Regions from separate parts of the Homo sapiens genome. Here region 2 is linked to region 1. A link is a loop called in an ENCODE intact Hi-C map of the cell type or tissue named here. Cell type or tissue: mammary epithelial cell. All regions are shown on one strand. Links, peaks and the distances in the headings refer to the core of each region. The heading gives the core; the rest is flanking DNA. Region 1 has its middle 16 kb from the start of MELK. Region 2 has its middle 95 kb from the start of MIR4475.

What was found. Hi-C counts contacts between places; a loop is a spot of excess contacts. Peaks named below come from ENCODE experiments on the same cell type or tissue, not always from the same donor. Only the 100,000 strongest peaks of a DNase experiment are listed, where the experiment ranks them.
Region 2: a loop joins it to region 1, with 16 times the contacts of the local background. A loop is called at or near these places in 7 of 110 quality-filtered maps.

Annotation. Positions count from the first base shown.
Region 1 is chr9:36,552,932-36,561,262 of GRCh38, reverse strand. No RefSeq gene overlaps it. Among named protein-coding and RNA genes, the nearest start is that of MELK, 16 kb to the left of the region's middle. RefSeq lists an enhancer at 2,388-2,998. In mammary epithelial cell, for the core only: a CTCF peak has its summit at 5,227; a DNase peak (open chromatin) is centred at 5,262.
Region 2 is chr9:36,724,850-36,733,180 of GRCh38, reverse strand. No RefSeq gene overlaps it. Among named protein-coding and RNA genes, the nearest start is that of MIR4475, 95 kb to the left of the region's middle. RefSeq lists an enhancer at 6,746-7,247. In mammary epithelial cell, for the core only: a CTCF peak has its summit at 4,079 (motif pointing right); a DNase peak (open chromatin) is centred at 4,080.

The sequences.
Region 1 (8,331 bases), core at 272-8,271:
GCAGGAGAATCGCTTGAACCTGCGAGGCAGAGGTTGCAGTGAGCCAAGATCACACCATGGCACTCCATCCTGGGCAAGAGGAGCGAAACTCCGTCTCAAAAAAAAAAAAAAAAAGGAAAAAAATTTTAAGAATGTTGATGATGAAATGAAGGCACTTCCTTTGAGACAGGAGTTTGGCAGGACTGGTTTCACAAGACACAGCTCACAAAGACCCAGTTGATAAAACATACAGTAAAAGAAGCCGGTCAAAACCCACCCAAACCAAGATGGCCATGAAAGCGACCCCTGGTCATCCTAACTGCTTATCATATGCTAATTATAATACATTAGCATGCTAAAGGAAGCTCCCACAAGTGCAATGACAGTTTACAAACACCCTGGCAATGTCTGGAAGTTACCCTATATGCTCTGAAAGAAAGAGGAACCCTAGGTTCCAGGAATTCCCTGCCACTTTCCTGGAAAACTCATGAAGAATCCACTCCTTGTTTAGCATATAATAAAGAAATAACCATAATAACCATAAAAAGAGCCACCCACCAGCCCTCAGGGCTGCTCTGCCTATGGAGGCTACTTTTTATTTATTTATTTATTATTTTTTTGAGACGGAGTTTCGCCCTTGTTGCCCAAGCTAGAGTGCAATGGCGCGATCTCAGCTCACTGCAACCTTTGCCTCCTGGGTTCAAGCAATTCTCCTGCCTCAACCTCCCAAGTAGCTGGAATTACAGGCACGCACCACCCCGCCCGGCTAATTTTTTGTATTTTCAGTAAAAACCAGGTTTCACCATGCTGGTCAGGCTGGTCTCGAACTCCTGATCTCGTGATCCACCCCCCCTCAGCCTCCCAAAGTGTTGGGATTACAGGAGTGAGCCACCACTCCCAGCTACTTATTTATTTTTTTAAGACAGTCTCACTCTGTCGCCCAGGCTGGAGTGTAGTGGTGCGATCTCAGCTCATTGTAACCCCTGCCTCCGGGGTTCAAGTGATTCTTGTGCCTCAGCCTCCTGAGTAGCTGGGATTACAGGCATGTGCCACCACACCCACCTAATATATGTATTTGTGTAGAGATGGCATTTCACCATGTTAACCAGGCTGTGAATTCCTTCCTGTGAAGCCAGGAACCCAAGGGGTCTCCCAGGCTGAACCCCAATTCTGGAGTTCACCCTGTGACACCTTCAAACCTTAACCAAAGCTGGGCACAGTGGCTCATGCCTGTAATCCCAGCACTTTGAGAGGCTGAGACGGCCAGATCACATGAGGCCAGGAGTTCGAGACCAGCCTGGCAAACATGGTGAAACCCTGTCTCTACTAAAAATGCAAAAATTAGCCAGGCTTGGTGGTGGGTGCCTGTAATCCCAGCTTATCGGGAGGCTGAGGCAGGAGAATAGCTTGAACCCCAGAGGTGGAGTTTGCAGTGACCCAACATCACGCCACTGCACTTCAGCCTGGGCAAGAGAGAGAGAACCTGTCTCAAAAACAAGCGAACAAACCTTAACCAAGAGAACAGAAAGCACATAACTAAGAGGGTATAATTGTCAGAGGCATTTGAACTACAGCAACTCCGTCTTGAATAAAGCTGGGTAAAATGAGGCTGAAACCTACTAGGCTGCATTCCCAGAAGGTTAAGGCATTCTAAGTCACAGGATGAGATAGGAGGTCAGCACAAGATACAGGTCATACAGACCTTGCTGATAAAACATGTTGCAGTAAAGGAGCCAGTTAAAACCCACGAAAACCAAGATGGCGACGAGAGTGACCTCTGGGTGTCCTGACTGCTACGTTCCCACCAGCACCATGACAGTTTACAAATGCCATGGCAACGTCAGGAAGTCACCCAATATGGTCTAAAAAGGGGAGGCATGAATAATTTACCCCTTGTTTAGCATATCATCAAGAAATAACCATAAAAATGGGCAACCAGCATCCCTCAGGGCTGCTCTGTCTGTAAAGTAGGCATTCCTTTCTTCCTTTACTTTCCTAATAAACTTGCTTTCACTTACTCTAGTGACTCACCCTGAATTCTTTCTTGTGTGAGATCCAAGAACCCTCTCTTAGGATGTGCATCAGGAGCCCTTTCTGGTAACATAGTTATCAGAGAAATGATAATCAAGGAAACCGTAAATTGCTGGGAACAAAAGTGGAGAAGGAAAGGGACCTGCATGGAGCCCAGAGGGAAAAAGGATAAACTTTTTTTTTTTTTTTGAGACGGAGTTTCACTCTTGTCTCCCAGGCCAGAGGGCAATGGCGCAATCTCGGCTCACTGCAACCTCTACCTCCTGGGTTCAAGTGATTCTCCTGCCTCAGCCTCCCAAGTAGCTGGAATTACAAGCATGTAACACCACGCCTGGCTAATTTTTTGTATTTTTAGTAGAGACGGGGTTTCTCCATGTTGGTCCTGCTGGTCTCGAACTTCCGACTTCAGGTCGTCCGAGTTTGGGAGTAGCCTGGTCAACATGGTGAAACCCCGTCTCTACTAAAAATACAAAAAAAAAAATTAGCTGGGCATGGTGGTGGGCACCTGTAATCCCAGCTACTTGGGAGGCTGAGGCAGGAGAATCCATTGAATCCAGGAGGCAGAGGTTGCAGTGAGCCGAGATCGTGCCATTGCACTCCAACCTGGGCAACAAGAGCATGACTCTGTTTCAAAAACAAGACAAAACAAAACAAAACAAAACAGAAACAAAAAATTAGCTGGCCATGGTGGCGTGTGCCCGTAGTCCCAGCTACTAGGGAGGCTGAGACAGGAGAATTGACTGAACCGGAAGGCAGAGGCAGTGAGCCGAGATTGCGCCACTGCACTCCAGCCTGGGCGACGAAGGGAGACTCTGTCACAAAAAAAAATAAATAAACAAAAAAATACAAAAACTAGCCAGGCGTGGTGTTGGACGCCTGTAATCCCAGCTACTCGGGAGGCTGAGGTGAGAGAATCGCTTGAACCTAATAGGCGGTGGTTGCAGTAACCTGAGATCGTGCCATTGCACTCCAGCCTGGGCAACAGAGCACAAACTCCATCTCAAAAAAAAAAAAAAGAAAGAAAGAAAGGAAAAGTAAGACCAGGTGTGGTGGCTCATGCCTGTAATCCTAGCACTTTGGGAGGCCAAGGCAGGTGGATCACTTGAGGTCAGGAGTTTGAGACCAGCCTGGCCAACATGGTGAAACCCCGTCTCTACTAAAAATACAAAAATTTGCCAGGTGTGGTGGGGTGCTCTTTTAATCCCAGCTACTCGGGAGGCTGAGGCAGGACAATTGCTTGAACCTGGGAGGTGGCGGTCGCAGTGAGCTGAGATTGTGCCACTGCACTCCAGCCTGGGCGACAGAGCGAGACTCTGTCTTTAAAAAAAAAAAAAAAAAACTAAAGAGAAAGTTCAGTCTCCCAGGGGGAATGGATGGCAATGGAGGACAGTGGGACAAACAGAAAAAATAACAGCACCACTGTAAGGGGATGTCGGGTGGAGACAGGAAGGACAAGTGACTCCAATATAGACCAAAACAGAAGATTGGCACAGAAATGGTTGAGAACAAGTCTTGACAGCAAACTCCAGCATCACCACTGTTTTACAAAACATGAACACCATGGTTTAATATTCCTGGGTGTTGTGAGAATTAAATGAGATATGGATATAAGGTTCTTGGGCTTAATAAATTGTAACTATTATTTCATGCTATTAGACAGCATTAGACTATTTTATTTTTTTAGAGACAGGGTTTTGCTGTGTTACCCAGGCTGGAGTACAGTGGCTGATCATAGTTCACTGCAGCCTTGAAATCCTAGGCTCAGGCAATCCTCATGCCTCCACCTCTCAAAGTGCTGGGATTATAGGCGTCAGCCCACTGCACCCAGCAGCATTGTTTAATTTAATTTAACTAATTTATTTATGTATTTATTTTGAGACAGTCTTGCTCTGTTGTCGAGGCTGGAGTGCAGTGGCCTGATCTCGGCTCACTGCAACCTCCACCTCCCAGGTTCAAGTGATTCTCCTGCCTCAGTCTCCAGAGTAGCTGGGACTACAAGCATGCACCACCATGCCTGGCTAATTTTCTTTTTTTTTTTTTTTTTGAGACAGAGCTCCGCTCTTGTTGCCCAGGCCGGGGTGCAATGGCACAGTCTCGGCTCACTGCAACTTCCTTCTCCCAGGTTTAAGTGATTCTCCTGCCTCAGCCTCAGAGACAGGGTTTCTCCCTGTTTGTCAGGCTGGTCTCGAATTCCCAACCTCAGGTGTTCCGCCAACCTCGGCCTGAACAGCTGGGATTACAGGCACACGCCACCACGACGGCTAATTTTGTCTTTTTAGTAGAGACAGGGTTTCTCTCTCTTGGTCAGGCTGGTCCCGACCTCAGGTGTTCCGCCCACCTCGGCCTCCCAAAGTGCTGGGATTACAGGAGTGAGCCACTGCACCTGGACACCTGGCTAACTTTTGTATTTTTAGTAGAGATGAGGTTTCACCATGTAGGCCAGGCTGGCCTTGAACTCCTGACCTCAAGCAATCCTCCTGCCTCAGTTCAGGATTACAGGCATGAGCCACAGTGCCCAGCCTCATTTTAAAAGTAGCTTTGCTCCTGGGCAACTTAGTGAGACCACATCTCTACCAAAAGAAAAAAGCAAAAAAAAAAAGACTAGCCAGGCGTGGTGGTGTGTGCCTGTGGTCCCCGCTACTCAAGAGGCTGAGATGGGAGAATAGCTTGAGCCCGAGAGATTGAGGCTGCAGTGAGCAATGATTGTGCCACTGCACTCCAGCCTGGGTGACTGTCTCTAAAAAATAATAATAATAGGCCAGGTGTGGTGACTCACGCCTGTAATCACAGCACTTTGGGAGGCCAAGGCGAGTGGATCTCCTGAGCTTAGGAGTTCGAGACCACCCAGGGCAACATGGTGAAACCTGGTCTCTACTAAAAATACAAAAAAAAAAAATTAACTGGGCATGGTGGTGGGTGCCTCTAGTCCCATCTCCTCGAGAGGCTGAGGCAGGAGAATCGCTTGAGTCCCAGAGGCGAAGGTTGCAGTGAGCCGAGATCACGCCACTGCACTCCAGCTTGGGCTACAGAGTGAGACTCCGTCTCAAAAACAATAATAACAAAAATAATAATAATAATAAAATAAAAGTAGCTTTGAAGTATCGTGTTTGAGAATCATGATGATTTATTGTAGGTTCAATGAAGAGGACAAGTCCTGCCGTCTGGGATCTCACAGCAGTGTTTTTTCCCTTTTACTACTCCTTGAACCTGCGGCTATGGCATGCTGCTACCACCCGGTGGCAGCAGACCCCAATCACGGGTTCCATTGTTAGGCGAGATGACTCCTTTACAAAGATTATGGACAGAAAGACAAGAAGACATGAGGCACCTCCTGATGGAATGCACAGCACTGTGTATTAGGTAGCCTTGTCAAAAAAATCAAACCTGAATCCAATTAAGGCTCTGGATCCATACCAATTTATAGGAAATACAAGAGAGAAAGGAACATGCTCAACAACATCAGGAGGATGTTGGCAGCAAAATCCACACTGGAAAACTCTACAGAACAAATACCTAGTTTCTTAAAAATAAATAAATAAATAAAAGTAAGGAAAAGAAAAAGCTGAAAGGAGAATCTTCAGGTTAAAAATGACTGAAGAGGCCGGGCATGGTGGCTCACGCCTGTAATCCCAGCACTTTGGGAGGCTGAGGCGAGCAGATCACGAGGTCAGGAGTTCGAGACCAGCCTAACCAACAAGGTGAAACCCTGTCTCTACTAAAAATAGCTGGGCATGGTGGTGCGAGCCTGTAATCCCAGCTACTCAGGAGGCTGAGGCAGGAGAATCACTTGAACCTGGGAGGCAAAGGTTTCAGTGAGCTGAGATGACACCACTGCACTGTAGCCTGGGTGACAGAGCAAGACTCCATCTCAAAAATATATAAATAAATAAAATAAAAAATGACTGAAGAGACATATTAACAAATCACAATAAAAAAGCATTCATGGGACAATCAGGGAAATGTGAATTGACTGGATACTGGATGATACTCAGAAATCACTGTTAGGGCAGGCGCGGTGGCTCCTGCCTGTAGTCCTAGCACTTTGGGAGACCAAGGCGGGCAGATCACAAGGTCAGGAGATCGAGACCATCCTGGCTAACACGGTAAAACCCCGTCTCTACTTAAAATACAAAAAATTAGCCAGGCGTGATGGCTGGCGCCTATAGTCCCAGCTACTCGGGAGGCTGAGGCAGGAGAACGGCGTGAACCCGTGAGGTGGAGGTTGCAGTGAGCCGAGATTGTGCCACTGCACTCCAGCCTGGGCGACAGAGCGAGACTCTGTCTCAAAAAATAAAAAAATAAATAAAAAATAAAAATAATAAAAAAAGAAGTCATTGTTAAACTTTTGAGGCGCTCCTGATGCTATTATGATTATATTTTTCAAAGGAAGCATTCTGAAGTTTTCAATGAGATATGTAATTAAATACACGTAAATCATAGAATGTCCAAGATTTACTTCAAAATCATCTGGGGCAGAGAATGGATAAGAAGATGGAAACAAAGCTGACCAGTAGTTAACAGTTATTAAAGCTGAGTTATGGTATTTGAAAATTATATCTTTGCTACTCAAAATGTCAGCAGACAACCAGCACGGATGTCACCTAAGAGCTTGTTAGAAATGCAGGGCCTGGCAGGGCACAGTGGCTCACGCCTATAATCCCAACACTTTCAGAGGCTGAGGCAGGAGGGTCACTTGAGCCCAGAAGTTCGAGACCAGCCTGGGCAACACGGCGAAACCCTGTCTCTACAAAAAATACAAAAATTAGGCCGGGTGCGGTGGCTCACACCTGTAATCCCAGCACTTTGGGAGGCTGAGGTGGGCGGATCATGAGGTGAGCAGTTTGAGACAAGCCTGGCCAACATAGTGAAACCCCGTCTCTATTTAAAAAAATACAACAATTAGCTGGGTGTGGTGGGCGCCTGTAGTCCCAGCTACTTGGGAGGCTGAGGAAGAGAATCGCTCGAACCCGGGAGGCAGGGGTTGCAGTGAGCTGAGACCACATCATTGCACTCCAGCCTGGGCGACAGAGCAAGACTCCATCTCAAAAAAAAAAAAAAAAAATTAGCCGGGTGTGGTGGCATGCAGTCCCAGCTACTTGGGAGGCTGAGATGGGAGGACTGCTTGAGCCCAGGAAGGCAAGACTGCAGTGAGCAGTGATCGCACCACTGCACTCCACCCTGGGTGACATAGCTAGACTCTGTCTCGAAATAACAACAAAAGAAATGCAGAGCCTCAGGCCCTGCCAAAGACCTGCTGAATCATATCTGAAATTTAAAGAGATCCCTTGGTGATTCGCAGGCACACTAAACTTAAGAAGCCCCAAATTATATTATTCTGGGCCAGGCATGGTGGCTCATGCTTGTAATCCCAGCATATCGGGACGCGGAGGCGGGAGGATCACTTGAGCTCAGGAGTTCAAGACCAGCCTGGGCAATATAATGAGACCTCGTTTCTGTAAATAAATAAATAAATAAATAAAATTGTATTGTTCTGTGGGTTTTTTTTTTTTTGGTGTGTGTGTGTGTGTGTGTTTGTTTTTGTTTGTTTGTTTTTTGAGACGGAGTCTTGCTCTGTCACCCAGGCTAGAGTGCTGGAGTGCAGTGGCGCGATCTCGGCTCACTGCAAGCTCCGCCTCCCGGGTTCACGCCATTCTCCTGCCTCAGCCTCCTGAGTAGCTGGGACTACAGGCACGGCGCCCACCACTATGCCCGGCTAACTTTTTGTATTTTTTAGTAGAGATGGGGTTTCACTGTGTTAGCCAAGATGGTCTCGATCTCCTGACCTTGTGATCCGCCCGTCTCGGCCTCCCAGAGTGCTGGGATTACAGGCGTGAGCCACCGCGCCCGGCTGTGTATGTGTTTTTGAGACAGAGTTATGCTCTTGCCGTCCAGGCTGAAGTACAATGGCACGATCTCAGCAACCTCTGCCTGCCGTGTTCAAGCAATTCTCCTGCCGCAACCACTCGAGTAGCTGGGGATTACAGGCACCCACCACCACGTCCAGCCAATGTTTGTATTTTAGTAGAGACGGGGTTTCACCATGTTGGCCAGGCTAGTCTCAAACTCCTGACCTCAGGTGGTCTGCCCACCTCGGCCTCTGAAAGTGCTGGGATTACAGGTGTGAGCCACCACACCAGGCCTTTTTTTTTTGTGGGGGAGGGGGACGGAGTCTTGTTCTGTTGCCCAGGCTGGAGTGCAATGGTGTGATCTCAGCTCACTGCAACCTCTGTCTCCTGGGTTCAAGCAATTCTCCTGCCTCGGCCTCCTGAGTAGCTGGGATTACAGGCACCGCCCCCATACCCGGCTAATTTTTGGAATTTT
Region 2 (8,331 bases), core at 129-8,128, 170 kb before region 1:
TATGCATCTTCTACATGCTCTGTGGTAGCCATTACATTTTTAATTTTAAAGCAATAAGTTATTTATGGCAATAATAACTATTCTTTCTCTGTCCCCAGGATGAGAGTGATGAACAAATCAGAGGAGCTGAAGAAACCGGACCACATAGTGGATCATAATGTCACTGCCCACCCACGGGCCCTGCCTCTGTTCTGTGTCCCATGTACTTATTTATGACTCCGCCGGGCCTGATCCTGCACTGTTTTCTCTTACAACTATGTACATGCCCATCTCTCTTGAAGAGGTCACTGAAAGTGGAGACCACCACGTCTTGTCATCATCACCCAGTCAGAGCTTGTCCCAGAATGGCTACCCAGTGAATGAATGTCTGTTGAATTACCCTGAATGGCCGTCCCCTAGAGCTAGACTGCTTTGGAGGCACCTCCCTGCCTGCCAGGTACCTTTGGAGGGGTCTGTTAACCTTGTCGGGGCCAGACCCACAACCCCTGTTCTCAGCACCGTTCCTCCTGGAAGACCACCCACAGCTTGCTGGTCCAGGAAAACCTGAACTACAATCAACCCCTCCTCTGTGGGCAGTGGGTGTACAAAGGCTTTCCTGAATATGTGTTCCCTGGAACTTCTTAACCCAGGGCTTAGGTCAAGGATTCTCAGCCCGCTCTACAGACAAGGAAACAGAGGCTCTGAGAACTGGAATAACCTGCCCACAGTAGAACCACTGAGAAGGGAAGGATCTACTCCTAGACCCGAGTCCAGTGCTCTGACCCCATGCTCACAGCATGCTGCTTAGCTCAGAGCAGCAGAAACCCAGATCCAAACAGATTCTGAAACCTGCAGGCAGTGCTGGCTTTGGTCTCCAGCACCACCATTCACTAGCTATTGTTAAAGCAAACTAAATATGGCCTGAGAAGAATTCCGTCCTTCTTTTTTTTTTTTTTTTTTTTTTTTTGACATGGAGTCTCACTCTATCACCCAGGCTGGAGGGCAGTGGCACAATCTCAGCTCACTGCAACCTCCGCCTCCCGGGTTCAAGCGATTCTCCTGCCTCAGCCTCCTGAGTAGCTGGGATTACAGGCACGCACCATCACGCCTGGCTAATTTTTTACATTTTTGGAAGCAACAGGATTTCACCATATTAGCCAGGCTGGTCTCGAACTCCTGACCTCAAGTGGTCTACCCACCTCAGCCTCCCAAAGTGCTGGGATTGCAGATGTGAGCCACCGCACCCAGCCAGAACTCCATACTTCTATATCTGAGTCCTTGTGGACAAACTGTAACCTAGCTTAACAGGCTGACAAGATTGAAAACCTAACTTAGGAGTATGTGCCTGTAACAACAGCTGAGTTTTGTCCAATCCCAGCGGCATACTTCAACCACTCATAGACCACTAAGTGTTTAAACTGTGTTCAAATAAGGCAAACGCCAAACTGTGAGCAATCAACTGTTTCTGTACCTCACTTTCGATTTCTGTACGTCACTTCCCTTTTGTTGTCTATAAATTTGTTCTGACCAGGAGGCATCCCTGGAGTCTCTCCAAATCTGCTGTGATTCTGGGAGCTGCACGATTCTCGAATCGTTCATTGCTCAATTAAATTCCTTTACATTTAATTCAGCTGAAGTTTTTCTTTTAACACTATGTAGCTTGGAAAGTCACTTTCCTTCCCAGAGCCTGTTTTCTCATCTGTAAAGTGGTCCTAATAACCTCTGTCTCAGAGGGTTCTTGAGAGGATTACATGGCATGGGGAAGCTCCTTGCACAAGATCTAACTCTGAGTATGCAATTTCTCTCCCTGGTCAGATGAACTTTTGACAAAGGGCTGCCTCCAGACATGGCTGCCAGGTTGGGCCTTGTTCTATTTCTCCATGGGAATGGCTCTGCCTTCCTGTGTCCTCAGCTCAGCAGGAGCTGCCCAGGAGGTTGGCCGGCAAACAATGCCACAGCCTCCTCCCTCCCCGCCTCCGCCCCTTACCCAAAAAAGGGTTCCAAATGCCTTCTATAGCTTCTTTCCTGGGCAGAGAGGGAGGGTGGGAGTAATGAGAATAAGAGAGGAGACTGACAGAGTTGGTCTCTGCCATGGGCTTCATCATGGATATATCACCTTCTACAGTGCACTGAATGATGGCCCCAGTATCAGGGTCTAATTCCCAGATTAGACTGTGCACTTACCTTATACAGCAAAATAGACTCTGCAGATGTGGATAAATTGAAAATGAGATAGATGATCCTCGATTATCTGGGGGCAGGGGATAAATACAGTCACAAGTGTCCTCATAAGACAGAGGTAGGGGGAGATGTAACACAGGCAGAGGAAATGGTAGTGTGGCCACAGAAGCAGAGATTGGAGAGATGTGGCCCCAAGCCAGGAACACAGGCAGTCGCCAGGTTCTGGAAGCCACGAGGAAAGGAATCTCCCTTAGAGCCTGTGGAGAGAGCATGGCTCCACCAGCACCTCCGTTTCCACCCGGTGAGACTGATTTGAGGCTTCTGGCCTCCAGAACTACAAGAGAATAAATTTCGGTTGTTTGAAGCCACCAGCTCTGTGGCCATTTGTTACAGCAGCCACAGGAAACTGATACACTCACCCTTCCTGAGTCCACATAAAAGCTCTGTGATCCCAAACTCATAAACCCCAAGGACTAAATAAACCTTCCTGTTAAATCATGAAGAAAGGGACTCACTCTGGGATTACCCACAGTTATTTGACATCATATGTCACCTTCTGAATGCCAGAGGGGCCAGTACAGGATCCAGCACAACCTTGGTGTTCTTGGAGAAGGGTCAGGAAATCCCAAAAGTACTTCACCAGCCCCAGAACCCTGTGCCTGGCACAGCTTAGCTGTGCTCATTTATATGCGGGGCAATATGTTTACTTTTGTTTGAGAAAAAAAAAGGGTCCAGATTCTTTAAAAAAGGACAAAAAAAGGTTTTGTCATGGTCCCAAAGAATGCAGTTTTCGGAAATGAAACAGCAGCAGAATGAATTGCAAAGGCTACTGGGCTAGTCTAATGTCTTCCTATATAGGCCAAGAAACCAATGCCCAGAGAGGGGAAGGAAGGGACTTACCCAAGGACACACAGCCAGTCAGCCAAGATGAAGCTGTAACTTGAAACTTCCAGCTCCTCCCACCCTGACACACACACACACACACACACACACTCACTCACTTGGATTCCGAGTACTCCTCAGTTTGCTAACTTTCATCCTCAAGAAGTTTGTTGCATTAGTTTCCAAGGGCTGCTGCAACAAATTACCACAAACTGGGTGGCTTAGAACAACATCAATGTATTGTCCCGTATCTCTGGAGGCCCAAAGTCCAAAATTAAGGTGTCAGCTAGCCATGGTCTCTCCAGGGGAGAAATCCTTCCTTGCCTCTTCTAATTGCTGGTGGTTCCTGGCAATCCCCGCCATTCTGGGACTTATGAGTGCCTTCACATGGCCTTCCCCTCTGCATGTCTCTCTGGGTCTCTGTCTCCTCGTCTTATAAGGACACCCATCATTGGATTAGGGCCCACTAGCATGACCTCATCTTTACTTGATTACATCTGCAAAGACCCTGTATTGCATTCACAGGTTCTGGGTGGACAAGTGTTAGGGAGGGATGCTATTCAACCCAGTATACATCTATTTATGCTCTTTATCTAGACAGATGAGGATCAGGGGTTTGAAAGCCCAGCAATAGCCTAATAATTAAACATCTGAAGGCTTTTCTCTGTGCCCCTCTCTGTCCTCTGTATGGTAGTAACCTATGGCCAGTTCTTTGGCCCTATCTAGCCTGTGCATTTTTTGCAGGCAAACACTGTGTCTCCAGCCCCCTAACATAGCCCAGACACAAAGGAGGAACTTGGAAGCATTTGCTGAACAAATGAATGAAATGAGACATTTGGAAGCACAGCCCAAAGAATGTAATTTCCAGAAGTGAAACAGCAGCTAAATGAATTGTAGCAATGTTGGCGCTCACTTCTCATACTCTTGTAGCCTCCTGCTTTCACAGTGGGCAACTGACTTGCTGGGAGTCCAGCAAATTTCCGGGGAATCTCCCTGTGGGAGTCAGGAACAAAGCTGGCATTTGGCAACTGGCCAGCAGGGGGCAGGATGGTCTCAGGGACAGAGCCCCAGAGGCTGGAGCTTGGCTCCACTTACCCAGCAAGCAAACCCTCCCAGAATCAGAGCGTTTCTGATTGCAAGGACTCTGCAACCTACTCTGACTCCTCTTTGTTCTTCTTTTATTTTCCCTTTTTTTTCTCATTAGGTCAGTACCAATGAGTCTTCTTTGAACAGATAAAGAAAGTGAGGCCCAGACAGGGGAAGGGACTCTCCCAAGCTCAGAGAGAGTTGGGATCCATAACTCCAGACCCCATTCCCTGGGCCAATTCTAGTACTGCCTGCAGGCTTCGGTCTCCCTGGGACCAACTCTAAACAAACAAAAAATAAAAGAGCTTATCAATGAAACTTGGGTCTTTTTAAAGGGGCTGCCCCCTGACTCAACTAAATATACACAATGTATATGCTCCGACCTGAGGATGCCACTTCCAGAAATGTAGCTTACATGCACACAAGGATGTTCATTGTGGCGGTGTTGATAGTAGAGAAAAACTGGAAGCAACATAAAAATTGGAAACAACCACTACAGGACTGCTTTAATAAATGATGACACAGCCAGGCCCAGTGGCTCATGCCTGCAATCTCAACACTTTGGGAGGCCAAGGCAGGTGGATCACTTGAGGTTAGGAGTTCAAGACTAGCCTGGCCAACCTGGTGAAACCTCATCTCTACTAAAAATACAAAAATTAGCCGGGCGTGGTGGCGGCGACCTGTAATCCCAGCTACTCAGGAGTCTAAGGCTGGAGAATCGCTTGAACCCAGGAGGCAGAGGTTGCAGTGAGCCAAGGTCACACCATTGCACTTCAGCCAGGGCAACAGAGTGAGACTCTGTCTCAATAAATAAATAAATAATGACATATCTGTTTTGTGGAATACTGTATAATCATTAAAAATAAATTTTTAGAAGAATATGTATAAAGAAAAAAATTATGCTAGAAAACTGAGGAAATAATACATATTGTACATTCCTAATATTTTAAAATTCCTTGTGCATATAAAATATAATTTGTGGTTCCAGAGGTACTCACTATTTAGTACTAATTTTCTATATATGTATTTTTTAAAATTAGACCTTACAATATTAAAATAAATATATTAATTTTAAATTAAATATATACATAGTTTTATATACACACACACGCACACACATGCACATGCACGCACACACGCACACACACACGCTTAGACCTTAGACCTGGGTAAGTGTGGTCCATGCCTTAGATCCCACAATTCAAAGTGTTCGGCATTTCATAAACACACATAGGCAAATAGTTATTATGAAGACAGTCACTTCTGTTACTTGCGACCTGGTGTTCAGTGCTGCATAGCGTAACCCTAAACATTAACTTGGGACTAACATCATCAAGACCCAGGAGATGTGTCTCCAGGTCTTGTCCTCTGTCTTTGAGACAAAAGGGACTGAATCCCAATGCCACAACACCACGTGGGCTGTGCTGTGGCTGACATCAGAGATGGACGACGCTTCAGAGTACAGGGAAAATTTGAGCAGTGGACGTGCTTAAGCATGTAAGAGAATAGACAAATTAATTTGTCAAACACTTCCTCTCAGGTAGCGTGGAATGCAACATTTTCTTACATAACAAAGTATAGTCTCCCAGCAGTGCCAAGTGTCCATTTCCTTGCTTTTCTTCATGTTCTAATTCATGGTTCCAGAGGAACCTAACAGCTGAAGACTATTCTGCAATAGCAAACGATTCATTGCACTCTTAAATTTCCCTGCGTGTAGGTCCAGACATAATATGTATGAAGTATATCAGTTCTTTACATTGACAACTATAGACCCTGGATCCTGGCCATTCAAATAGCATAGAGTTTTGCTATTTTTAATACCTAATGGAATGTAATCAAACGTTTTTAAAAAATTTTAATGTCTGCTTTACAGAAATAATTTTCATCTAAATTTTTAAGATTTACTCATTGTAATTTGAGTTTTGCCTTTTGGTCTTGACAGATAATTTTGAATGTTTCAGAAGAAAATCTTTCTTAGAAAAAATGATTTAAATATTAAATATTTAAACATATGGTATGTGGAACTCCAATTGTACCCTTGCCCTGGGCCCTTCAAATGTAAGATCTAGGCCTGTGTTTAGAACACAGATTCTAATAGAAAATACACCAGAATGTCAAAGGAAGTTGACTCTAGATTATTGGATTGCTGTGATTTTTATTTTATTCTTTTGGATTTTTGTCTATGTTTCTAGATTTTCTAGTATTTATCTAGTCATAAAAAAATGATAAATATATATTTTCAAGTGTCGCATCAGCCCCCAGCCTCCTCCCGACGTGAAATGACTTTCTACCCTCAACCAGGGTCCTGGGACAGGTATCTAATTCTGCCCTCATCCCCATGACCACTCCAGACTTTCAGCAGGAGGGACCCCAGGGGTAGCTCCTCCCTTGGCCCACACTGAGCACTTCCCCCCTTAGCTGGCACCACAAGGCTTCAAGGCTTCACATAATGAGGTACAGAAAGCGGGCCCTCGATGCTCTGTGGATCACGCTCTAAACAAACAGTATTCTCAGCCTTGGGTTTCCCACCCTCCTGCCCCACCCCCGCGAGCATTTAACTTAGTGCTGCTTTCAGGACTAGGTAGAAACTGGCCGCCCTCCCTGGAGTCTGTGCTGACCTCACATCGTCCACAACAGGGTAGAAATGCCCCACCAGCTGACCTTTCAGAAGCCTCCTCTGGAGGCTAATCGGGCACACTGGGTGGGGGAAGGTGCCGTCATGGTTCCACGGACTGGTTCTGAGGCCTAGCAAATGGAATTTTCCCACATAGGGAACCCACAATGAAGGGGAAAACTGCATGTGTCCCTTTGTGAAAAACTAGTAGGAACAAAGATGGAGAAGGCAGGACGTTCTCCCTGGCTCCCATTCAGGCCCAGCAGTGCTCTGCAAGGAGTGTAACCTGACACCTGGAGCTTCCCCTGCCTATCCCACCCCAAGCACCACTCCCACCCATCCCAGTCTGGCAGTGAGTGGCACTCACCAAGGGAGAGTTGCATTCCCTTGGCAGACCATATATCCAGAAGGAAGCCCTTCCTGCAATTGGGAGAGGGGGACTTGGCCACCATGGGGGACCCAACAGAGTCCCTGAAGGTTGAAGCCAGGAAGGCCTCAGAGCTAGAATCAATCCCCCTGTTCACACCAGAGACACAGAAAGCACAACTGACTGGCCCCAGGTCCCAGAGCAATCATGTGACCATGTAAACCAAGAATTTTCTCTTCTGGCACCCCATACAGCCTGGAACTCTCCCTCACATCTGACATTTTAAATTGAACATAGGATACCTGCCACAGTCTTCAAGGAGACATACTTAGACCTCAGGAGTTTTTGGAAAAGTGTCTCCACCCAGAAGCCTGCACTGAGCTGCAAATTGAGCAGTGGCAGAGGCTTTAATGGCCTTATTCACCACCATAGCCCAGAGGTTCCCAACGTGGTACCTGGTTCATCGATTCTAAGGTGGGTATTTTTTTTCACATGTTAGTATCTCTGAAATTGAGATATAACTTGCAATCCATCATAAGTCAAAGTGTAATGGGCAGCATTCTTTCCTTCATAGTAGGCCAATCATTGTTCAGTATACAATTAATTGATGGCATCTTACATTCAATGAAATATGAGAAAATAGGGTCATAGTGGCCAAAACATATTTGTCAAATAAATAAACATACCAAGCCCTATGCTAAGGTTCTACATGCATTATCCTTTTTACCCCTCCCCCAAATCCTCCTATGAAGGAAATATTATTCCCATTTTATATATCAGAAACTAAAACCAAGAGCAATTAAAACCCTTGCCCCAGATCACACAGTAACGGTAGAGCCAGAATCAACATCCAGCTCTAGGGGTCATAGTTTCTGCTGTAACCACTGAGAAATCGAGCCTTCCAATAGAATGCAATTCCCTTGTTGCCAAGTAAAGTATGGTGACCAACCATCTCGGTTTGCCCTGGTCTGAGGGGTTCCTGGGATATGGGACTTTCAGTGCTAAAACTAGGATAAACCAGGGTAATTGATCACCTGATCACCAAGATCAAGAGTCCCTCACTCCTCCTGCCCATCTCTGCCTGCTCCCTCCGCATGGCCTCCACCTCTTCCAGGACCTGCACCTGTGAACAGGCCTCCACCCCAGCTCTTGGGCCCCTAGGCCTGGCAGGAATTCCCAGGGCTTGGGTCCCTCTCTGAATGAACGGCCCCTCCACTCTTCT